2 separate regions of the Homo sapiens genome follow, and region 1 is linked to region 2. Evidence: chromatin contacts called from ENCODE Hi-C data. All regions are on one chromosome and are shown on one strand. Each heading gives the region's core, a stretch centred on a gene start or an enhancer-like site at or near the end of the contact. The rest is flanking DNA. Distances are from core to core; before and after follow the strand shown. Region 1 has its middle 17 kb from the start of MAD2L1. Region 2 holds the start of LINC02502 (long intergenic non-protein coding RNA 2502).

Region 1 (5,543 bases), core at 1,832-4,331, 110 kb before region 2:
AGGGTGGGCTGTTCCTCTCAGCAGGGAAGTTGCTTGCTCACAGGGCCGTCATGTTCTCACTTTCCTAAACCCTCCTTCTTTCCACACTAATTCCCTCCAGAGCTGCCAATGGGCATTTCGCTTTTTGCCAACAAAAGTCTCTAGCAACATGAGTCAGACAGAACTGCATGCAGCACCCTAAGCAGAAAATGTATTCCCCATTCTATTTCCTATTACTGATTATGCTCAGTCATGTTGTCCAGAATTAATGAATGTATTCATTTTATATTCATGTATACATTCATGAATGTATTCATGAATGCCAAGACCAGATCAACAACATAAAAATATTCTAAAGTTGAACAATATGAAACTCTTCTCATTTTTTAACCCTCCAGACTAAATTCCCTTGCAAATGAAAAGCCCATAGAAATTAAGGTCAAATTCCTTCATTCCCAATTCTATACAATTGGCTCATTCTCAGCCAGAGGGTCTTACACTGATCTCTGGGTTCCTATAAGTTCAGCTATAACCTGGGCCGTCTTTCATAGGAATGGTTACAGCTTCTTCAGTCTTTTCAAAATTAATTCAAATTTCTAAGTAATTCAGCTCTCCAAGGGGTAACTAATCACAAAAGAAACTGTGGCTCCACTATGTAAGTTATTACAAGCAAAATTATGGTCCCCAAATTAAGTGAATGGTGTAATCTTTTTTGACACGGTTGTCGCCACCCAAAGAGCATGGCAGATAACTTAATGGTACCTGTGTTGTAGACAGAAGGACCTGAAAACAGCTGGGTTTCTGTTCCAGGGAGGGCCAGCCAGCGGTGCCAGTGTCAAGAGTTCACAGGCTGTAAATCTATATACACTGAGCAGAAACTGCCCATCAACAATTATGCTTCCACATGTTTAGTGTGTGTGTGTGTATGTGTGTGTGTGGTGGTGGTGGTGGTAGGTGTAGTGGCAATGCTTCTGGCAAACTCCCCATGTATATTACCTACTTTCTCAGTGAATGACATTTGAGACATTATTCCTTCTTAGAAAATTTAGATGTTTTGATTTCTTCATGTCTTGCATTTCATGCTTTTAGCACTTCAGTGCAAGACTGTGATTAGTCTAGATTAAACCTCTATTCCCAAATATCTTCAGGTGCGTTCTCTCTAGGAGCGTGAAGTCTCTCCTTTGTGGAAACATGAGGAATGGAGTAGTGACCATCACTCTACTCCCTTAGCACTATTTTAACTTAATAATATATCATATTGTATTTATTCAGATAATAGTAATTGTCACCACTATTCCATATGCTTTTCATTCCTACCTGGGCAGGTCAGGTTGGTCCCAGCTGACCAATAGTTAACCATAGTCAAAATTAAAAAAAAAAAAAAAAGAAGTTAAAACTCAAGGATCACAGAAAGAGCCAGGGAGTCAAGCTTACTCTTCTCAAGAAATAAGAGAATGATGTCAAAGTTTAGCAAAGCTTTAAGGAGATTCTAGATCTGATGGACTGAAATAGTCAAAAGTTAGTATTCCAAAGAATTAGGCCCCTGTAAAGACAGAACACAGTAAATTGAAAGAAGACCCCAGAAACCCTGAACTTCAGGGCAGGTACTTTTTCTGTTGCCCTTTAATTTCTTCCTGTCTCAATTGGACCTAACCATGAGTATGAGGAGAGTGACTGCAGCTGGGGAAAGAAATAGTGCCAAGAGCTGCAGCTGCAGAAAGTTTTGTTTTCATTTTTTTAACTTTTATAGTGTAAAATTAATATGCTCATAAGTTAATAAAATCAAACAGTACAGAATGGTACCAAGTGAAGAGTAAATTATCCACCTGTCTTCATTCCCCCACTCCCCACGTCTAATCTAGCTCCTTATTTTCAAACATGTTTTGTTCTGTTAGTGGTTATCACCATACCTTTAAGCATATGTTAATATTACTATTTTTTTTGTTGTTGTTTTTCAACTTTAGGTCACATCTATTGAAAGATGAGAAACTTAGTTCGTATTTCTTTATCCATCTACTCCTGAGTTTTTCTAGTCATATTATTTTCTTCTGGTGGTTATCTTTATAATTTTAAAGAATATGTTCAAGCTCTATATTTTGTTACATCAATTTTAGTATGTTGATTCCTTGCTATAGAAGGTACAAGAATTTGTGTCTGACATTGCTGGCCACATCTCTCTGCTACCTTAACATTCAGACTTTTGTGTTTTTTCCATTATCAATTTTAATACTAGTTAGATTCTCTTTTATAGTTATTATTGTCTTCCAGTTTCGTTGATTTGTTGACTCTACAAATTGAAATAGCATTTTCATTATCCTGATTATTGAATTACCCCTTATTGATTGATCAAATAGCATGAGTCTACCTATTAAGGGGAGAAAATGTAATCTAGTTCATTAATACTGAACGATGAATGTTCCAAGTGACAAGATAGAAAAGGAGTCCATAAACTCAATCTTCAAGCCTTCTTATGAAATTATTCATTTAGCCTATATCTTTAATATCCAAGAAATTAAACATAAAACATAAACATTTTTTACTGTGCTTGATTCTAGCCACCCATTCATTTGCTTCTTAACTATGAAGATGTTAATATTTGTTGAAAGATCAATTTTTCTTCTGTTCTCTTAATTACCTACTTTCTTCAGGAGTCACCTAGTATATCTGCTCCACTTGGACGTTCTCATTTTTGCTGTTTATTTCTTCTAAATTTTGTGAGTTTTAAAAATCTATGTGAATGATGGAAAAAAGGTGATCAATACTGGTAGCATGGTTTTCTACTGTGATACTAGGACTTTCCCTTTAATAAAAAGACAGATGCCATGGCTTGTGTACACAGAAGCTAGGAGTATGATTTAGGGTACATTTACATATTTTGTTCATCATGTATTTTTTACAGTTATTTTGACTTTTAAAACTATTGCATTAAAATATTATTTATCTAATTTAGTTAGTTTGGGGGCTCACCCTCAAAATTTTGTGTTCCAGGCTTCGTTCTTCTCACTGTAGTACCTGCCTTGAGACAGGGCCTGAAAGAGTAACCATCATTTCCAGTTATGGTCAGCAGAGGGCAGCAAAGGGCAGTGGAGTACGTGCTTGCTCTCAGGGCCTGGGCATCCTTCACTTTGTGGAGGCAAAAATCAGGAACTGGGAAGTAGAGGTCCAGATGGCCAGAATTAGAAGCGAAACTACTCACAGTGGCAGTGACCCAGGATAGAGACCAGGCTAAGCAGGGAGTGAAAAGGTTTAGTCAAAAGGGAGCCACAATTCGCAGCCCGGTATCTGCCATAGAGATGTGAGCAAGTAGACCTCAGGAGGTGAATCATCACTTGAGTTCTTTCGCAGTCCTGACTGCGACTCCCAGCGTCTCTCAAGCCCGCGGTGTGGCTCCTTAAAGTCTCAGGCATCGACTATCAACTGTGGAAGAGAATGAAAACTTCCTGTCTGAGAGTTGGTAACATGCTGCCAAGTGCTTAGGGGTTCCAGAACCAGCCATTTTGGGGAGGAGAGATTGAGTGGAGTATGAGCACCGAATACAAACGCTGAAGGATGATGACGATATTCGCATGTACATGCCAGCTAAATAATTTAGGAGCCTGCCTAAATGCGATGTGCTTTAAAATATAGTCCTGCCCCCCGAGCCAACACACATCTGGGAGGAAACAATGTTTCGTTGTGGAAACACCATGTGACTTTGGAATCAGACACACTGGACTCTCTGAATTGTTCGGTATGTGGCTCTTGGTTACTTAACTGATGGAGCCTCAGTTTCTCCATCTGTAAAAATGAAAATTCTTATCTCATAAGGCTACTTCGAGGAAATGCAAATGATGTACATGAACTACCTGGCAAAGAGCTTGGCCACCTGTAGTTGCTCGATTGACTTTACTACCTTTTCTCTCTGCCTTCCCTTTGGTCATGGAAGAATATCTGTAATATTGCTTGCTATTTTGAAATGTAAAGTCTTCCCATAAGCATAATTGACATTAGCTGAGAGATTGCTATGTTGGGTACCATAGAAAGTTTTCTATGGTATTATTTAAAATTCATAACAACCCTATGAGGTAACTTATCATCATCTCTGTCTTGCAGATGAGGACATGGAGGCTTTAATAGTATAACTGGTTTTCCCAGTGTCACATAGGTAGTGAGTAATGATCAGGGGTTCAAAACCAGGTAGTAGTTTGATTCCAGAGCTCATGCTCTTAACAGTATACAACCTCCTTTTCTATACAGACATTTTATCATCGATTAAAAATTTTAAGAGAAAAAATAGAATTAAGAAAATAGAAAAGAAAGAGGGAGAAAGAGAGAGAGGGAGAAAGAGAGAGAAAGAGAGAAAGAGGAAATAGTGTAGTTTTGTCTTTGTGATGTGCTTAAATGTTGGTATTACTGGCATAGCATCACCTTGTACTATCTCTTCTATGTGATTTTTAGGGTGAAAATTCAGTTTAAAGAAATAAATGAGAGACTGCTATGGACTGAATTGTGTCCCCCTAAATTCATATATTGACGCCCTCACCTCTCTCTCTCCCTGCCATGTAAAAATATAGTTAAAAAGTGGCTGTCTACAAGCCAGAAAGAGAGCCCCTACCAGAAACTGAAAATGCCAGCACCTTGATCTTGGACTTTAAACCTCCTGTGAGAAATAATTTTTTTCTGTGAGAAATAAACTTTTGTTGTTTAAGTAACCCAGTCTATGGGATTTGGTTATGGTGGCTTGAGCTGACTGAGACACAGACTCTGTCACTGTTATTCTATTAAGAGCTCATCTATCAAATTAAAATAAATAACAAGAATAATTTTTATTGGCTTTTTTCTCATTTTTTTCTAGTTTTTTAAATTGTTTTTTACATAACATAAATTTGCCATCATATTATTTTAAGTGTACAATCAGTAGTATTAAATACATTCATAATGTTGGGCAACCATCACCACCATCCATCTCCATAACCTTTTTCATCTTGTAAAATGGAAATGCTATTACCATTAAACAATAACCCCTCATTCTCCCCTCCCTCCAGCCCCTGGTAACCACCATGCTTCTTTTTGTAATCATAATTTTGTCTGATAGATATAGCTGATTCATGTGTTGTTTAAGTTCACTATTTCCTACCTATTTTTTGTCTGGTTGTCCTATTCATTATTGACAGTGGGATATTAAAATCTCCAACTATTATTGTAGAACTGATTATTTATCCATGCAATTTTCAGTTTTTGCTTTATGTATTTTAATTGACTGTTTTTAGATGCATGCATGTTTATACTTGTTATAACTTCTGCTGGGTTGAACCCTCTAAGTGTGCAATGTCCTTCTTTGTCTCCTCCTTTGTCTCTTGTTCTTGTCTTTTCTGATTTAAAGCTTTTTTAAAAAAATATTTGTATAGCCATCTCTTCTCGCTTCTGGTTACTGTTTGCATGGAACATCTTTTTTTCATTCTTTCACATTCCATCTATTTGTGCCTTTGGATCTAAAGTGAATCTCAATGTCAGGCGCAGTAGTATATGCCTGTAGTGATAGCAACCCGGGAGGCTGAAGCAGGAGGACCATTTGAGCCCAGGAG
Region 2 (5,601 bases), core at 2,965-5,464:
GGCAGCAAATAGCTATGGACTGACTGGTCTATTGAGTATGAACCATACTTTACCTTTTAAAAATACTGCTTTTACAGAGAACCATTAATACATTTATTATCTATCTCTTACTTCAAAAACATTTTGAGGAACTGAACAAAGACTAAAAAATGCATGACTTATAAAAATATTAATATTTATAGAAGTTTTACTTAGGAGAGACAAACTAAAAAATATATAACCTTGAATTAGAGGGATATAAAATACATTTCAACCTTAGTTTTTATAAGTTTTTTTAGCCTTTAAAGCAGAGGTTATTTTAAATTTCTTTTCTTAAGATTTTGTTCATACCACTTTTTTTGATAGATTGTGGTTAAAACTGAAAAACTATAGCCTACAAACTAAATCCAACTTAGAAAACAAAACCAAACATATCCCAACTAGAGGCCAGCAGGTCTTCTATGTAAGTGATGGACACACTTCCCATTTATCTCTGGAGAGTAAGAAGGTGATCGATTTTGTCAGCAGTGAAACTGCTTTTTTGACAATTTCTGCCTAATCTGCCTTAGACTTCTAATATAGAAACCACCATATCTTCTGGGTTATTTTACAAATTTAATGCTCAGGTGGACTTGCATTTTAAATAGTTATAAGCCTGATGAAGGATTCCCAGGCACTGTGGGCACAGCACTCAGGGACTTCCCACTAGTCAGAAGTACTTGGGGAGACACCAAAGCTACAATGAGATCAAAGATGCCTCATGTGGAAATCTCCCTGTGACTTCACTGATTCATGAGACAATGCTAAAACTCTTCAGTGGAACTTATGAAATGAAAAGAATTTTGCAGGAAGCATACATGAAGAATAATCTAGATGCAGAGCTTAGGGCACATTGAATATAAGAATACACGTTGAAAAAGTGTCTTGTGATATAAGATGACTTTTTTCCTGAAATTTTTTTAAATGTTTTTTACCCTATGTCTGTGTATCTGAAGATTTTTATGAAACAATTAGTTATCAGATAAAATCATTTTTCTAGATATCACCTCTAAAGGCATTATCAAACTAACACTATATGGCCCATTGGAAATGTGACAAACACCTGCTTGTTTTTATAGATTTTTAGATTTTCTAATATAAGTATCTATATGTACAAATCTGAAGATTCTGTGTGGAAACTTCTACATATGAGGACTTGGAAAAATTTATTTGAGTAATTCTTCTTTTAGTTCAGTAATGTGCTCATGCTGTCCAGTTTTTTGAAACCAAATCAAGGAGTTATCTAAAAGCCCAAAACAGGAGGCTAGGTGCAGTGGCTCATTCCTATAATCCCAGCACTTGCGGAGGCTGAAGTGGAAAGATCACTTAAGCCTGGGAGTTCAAAACTAGCCTAGGTAACAGAGTGAGATTCCCATCTCTATAAAAAAAAAATAAAAAATTAGCTGGGTGTGGTCGCATATGCCTATAGTCTCAGCTACTCCAGAGGCTGAAGTGGGAGGATCCCTTGAGGCCAGGAGGTTGAGGCTGTAGTGAGCTGTGATCATACCACTGCACTGGGTGACAGAGTGGGACCCCAGAACAAAGTTTATATTCTCCTACAATATTTACTAAGCATCTACCATGTGCCGATCACTCTTCTAAATATTTTATTCACATTGTTTCATTTAATCCGGAAATTGCAAAAACAGCAATTACTTTTGCACCAACCTAATACATCAACTAGTCTGTATTAGCCCCATTTTATAGATGAGGAAACTCATGGAGAGGTAAAGTAAATTGCCCACATTATAACACAGACAACCTAACTTGCAAGCCTATCCTTGTAACCACTTGGCATCTGTGGGTGTTGACCCACCTTCTAAAGTTCTTGAGTGGAAGAATAGTTCATGATGTACTCCCTTCATCTTTCCTACCCTCAGCCTTCCTCCTTTCCCCAGGACCATCAGGCTTGCTGATGGGATTGCTCTTTGAGAATGAGGGGATAAATCTCATAACATTATATCAACAAACTAGATACCACCTTGGAATGTTTAAAATGTATTACAACATAGCTTTGTACTCAAATGGATTTTCTTAGGGTCCCTCTATGTTTCTTCACTCTCAGTCATTGACACTATTATACTATTTCAGTAGAAATAAGAAAGTGTGAATTTAATATAAACTGGCTCACAGGAGGAGGAGGAAGATGAGGAAGAGTAGGAGTAGCAGCAGAAGAAGGGAAAGAGGAAGAAGGAAGAAAAGAGGGAGGAGGAGGAGGAGAAAGAGGAGGAGGGGTGAGAAATCTATTTTAGTGTTTATACTGGAGAAAAAGCCCCAGTGAACCCTGGAAATTTACAGGATTCTAAGGATATTTCCACAGTTCTAAGATAGAGATGCTCCCTTAGGTGCCTGGGAGTAAGGGTCATGTATCATGGTAAATTTCATAAGTATTTGTTTGCAATTCCATAACTATAACAAGTTAATAGTCATCTTCATCTTTTGACATAAACAAAATTCATTTTTCATTGTTTCTGTATTCTTTTACAAGTAAATATAATGGTAGTGATGACAAGGAGGATGTAGGCCAAGTACAACCTCTTTCTTTAAAGTTTTCATGGATCTCTGCTAGTAATAATATATTAATATTTATAAAGCAGATTCTGTCTTTAAAAAAAGCCATAATTTTATTTGAAAAAATAACTTCTCATTTAACATTCAAATGAATACCAAGAGTGCTCACAAAGGCCTCAACTGACTTTAATGAGAACAGAAGTTTTTAATGTCATATAAAATAAATGACAATAATCACAGAATAATTTTTACTATTAACATCCAGCGAAACTGGAGCAAACATAATGCCTTTGTGAAGAAACAAACATTTAAATCCCTTTTGTTATAATACACAAACTAAAATTTACTTATTTTGACAAAATACAAATGTGGCAATTGGTCAACTATTTTTTCCACTTGAGTTGATTACTGTAGCATCAACATAAAAAGCGAGAGAGCTTCCAACCAGAGCCTGGAGGTGAGCTGAGGCCCAGTGCAACCTACATCATTCCACTCCCTTTTTATGGATAGTGGAAAAACTAGGCACCAAATTCAGATTATTAATTTGAACAGATTAATTGATTCAAGGTATAATACAATGCTCCTTTTTAGAGTGAGATGTGACAGGGAAGAAATATTTGTTGTTGCAGGGAGCTATTTCTTTTTAGTAGTTGTTTTTCCCTGAAAAAAAAATTGTCACACTAATGGTAAACATAAATGTCCTCAGATGTTTACTGTGGGAAGGCTTGTACCTAATTTCCTAAAAATTATGATAAAAACTAGTACAAGGCATCAGCATTCATTACTGACAGAAAACTTTAAAAAAAAATCTGTTTTCTATCTCAAGGGCCTTGGACTTACAACCAAATTAAAATAACTTCTATCACTTTCACTTTCTAATATTCCCAATGAATGTAAAAAGTATACAAAAATAATCTAGGAACTGAGTCTCTTAAACAAAGATGTTATTAAATATATAGATACAAATTTTTTCACATCATAAAAAGCCTTGCTTGGATGCAAAGAGCCATCTCAAAAGCAGTATGCAAAAAATGAAAAATGTTGCACATCTTTTGTGATAATGAGCCAAGCAAAATAAAAATTCAGCTCCTCCATAGATACATTTTTTTTTAGCAGACAGAAAGGGAACATTGTCTTTATAGGAAATGTTTTTAGCAGAATACTATAGATTCTATAAAACCCATTAAAGGGTTATTGGTGTCCAGGACAACAAATGGCTTCTGGTAAGAAAATAAAGGGCTACTCTTTCTAAATACTAACATAACTACAAAGATTAAGACAAAATAAGTAAAGGAAAATATGTTCCCCTTAAAAATTGAATGTGAGTGGTCTGCAAGGTCCGAAGAAGGACACAATGAGCACTCTTGTTGTTTATCTTTCAGGCTGAGCCCAGTTGGGTACAATGAGGGGTGGCAGAAAGAGCACAGTCTTGCCTTGAAAGCTGGCCTGGACTCTAGTCAGTCCCTCCCTGCAATTTCCCAGGGCCACTTACTGACCCTTTCTCAGCCTCTGTTTTCATATCTAAAACCTAGAAATGATGAAAACCTACCTTGGAAGGCAGTAGAGAAAACTAGATGAGACCTCGGTAATGTTTCTAGTATGGTTCTGAGAATCTCTCCAATAAATTTTAGTTTCCGATATGTAGTTCGCTGGGTTAAATACAGAGAATGGTAACTAGTTGTAATGCTTTTAAAAATAGAGACTTATCTTTGTCAGTGGCTTTTTCAGGGCACTTCACTTGGATCTCATGCCAAGGCCTAGACAATCTTTGTTCTGTTCTCTTTATGACATCACCACCTCAACAGTTATATTTGTAGGCAATTGCTCTCATCCAAAACATATTATCTTCATCTTTGTTTCTGACTTTTTTTGATAGCTGGACTTCTCAATTATTTCTTCTTTCATTATGCAATGTGCTCCATGTTTTACTAGATTCCAAGCAGATGACAGTTGTTTTTTTATGCACCACGAAGGAAAGGTTGATTTCAGTGGTGATGGAAAACCAAATGGTTGTGGAATCTTTTATAAAATCCAAAGAAAATAAATAAAGAATAGAGGCAAGAGCACCACGTGTTGGGTAAAAGCCTGTGCTTTGAGATACACAGATCAAATTTTAAATGTGAACTCCCCTAACTACTAATGTGGTGACCAGGGCAAAGCCATTAGACCTCTGTACACCAAGGACCCCCGTAAAATATGGAAAATAGCCCCATCTCAATCTTACAAGAGCAGCTGTAAGGGTTAGACAAGATTGGGTACATAAAGTCCTTAGCATAAGACCTGACACATAATCTGCCTGTGGGAAATCATACCTATCATTATTATCACTCAGATTAAATATAAGATTTTTAAAAATTAGTACTTAATCTTGCATGTCTTATCTATGACATGGCAAAACTGCAAGCCAGGATGATGTCAACAAAGAAGCACTTTATTTTTCTCCAGTGACTAAAAAGCTTCTTTATGAGATTTTGTGCATCAAAATATTCTTTGTCTTTCATGATATTTCATAAATATTGAAAACAGAGATGGAGCAGGTAAACAGATGGCCATACACCTCAATTCTTCCCATCTCCCTGCCTTCAGACATTTACTAAGTCATCAGCATTTTTCTAGGCTGGGTATTGTTTGTGTACAGTGTGAAGAGGAAAGTACACCCGTTGGTTCTACCTCCAACATAGATGCCAAATCTCTCTTCTGCGTCTTTCATTCTTATTGCCACTCCCAGGATGAAGCCTTATCATAATTATCAGGACTATTGACTCCCTAACCAGTCTCCCCTCTTCCACTTTTGCCTGCCCTTCAACCTATTATCTCCCAGCAGCCAGAGCAATATACTAAAAATGTTTACCTGATTTGGATACTCCTATAGAGGCCCTTCAGGATAATATTCCAACCCCTCACTTTGCCCTGTGGACAGCTGTGTGACCACCCTCATATCTCACATAATTTCCCCAGGCATTTTTCTCCAGTCACATCAGCCTTCCCTGAGCCCCTCCCTCCAAAGGATCAAGCTATACCCACCTTAAGCCTGTTGTCTTCTCAGCCTAGAAGTTTCAGGCCCCTGGTCTA

What was found. A loop is a pair of places that touch in the nucleus more often than their neighbours do. Pooled maps may share reads with other maps.
Region 1: a loop to region 2 is called in a map of aorta, with 2.1 times the contacts of the local background. The contact joins the enhancer-like site here to the promoter of LINC02502 in region 2. A Hi-C loop is called at or near these places in 1 of 168 maps with a recorded cell type or tissue (aorta) and 3 of 50 pooled maps.

What each region holds. Positions count from the first base shown.
Region 1 is chr4:120,047,574-120,053,116 of GRCh38, reverse strand. No RefSeq gene overlaps it. Among named protein-coding and RNA genes, the nearest start is that of MAD2L1, 17 kb to the left of the region's middle. RefSeq lists an enhancer at 3,039-3,418. Within about 2 kb of position 3,081, at least 13 of the 41 ENCODE cell types and tissues checked have a DNase peak (open chromatin) inside an H3K27ac peak, as active enhancers do.
Region 2 is chr4:119,938,153-119,943,753 of GRCh38, reverse strand. It overlaps LINC02502 (long intergenic non-protein coding RNA 2502), which reads right to left and starts at 4,214. Exons shown (of 2, transcript NR_121639.1): 1 at 4,079-4,214.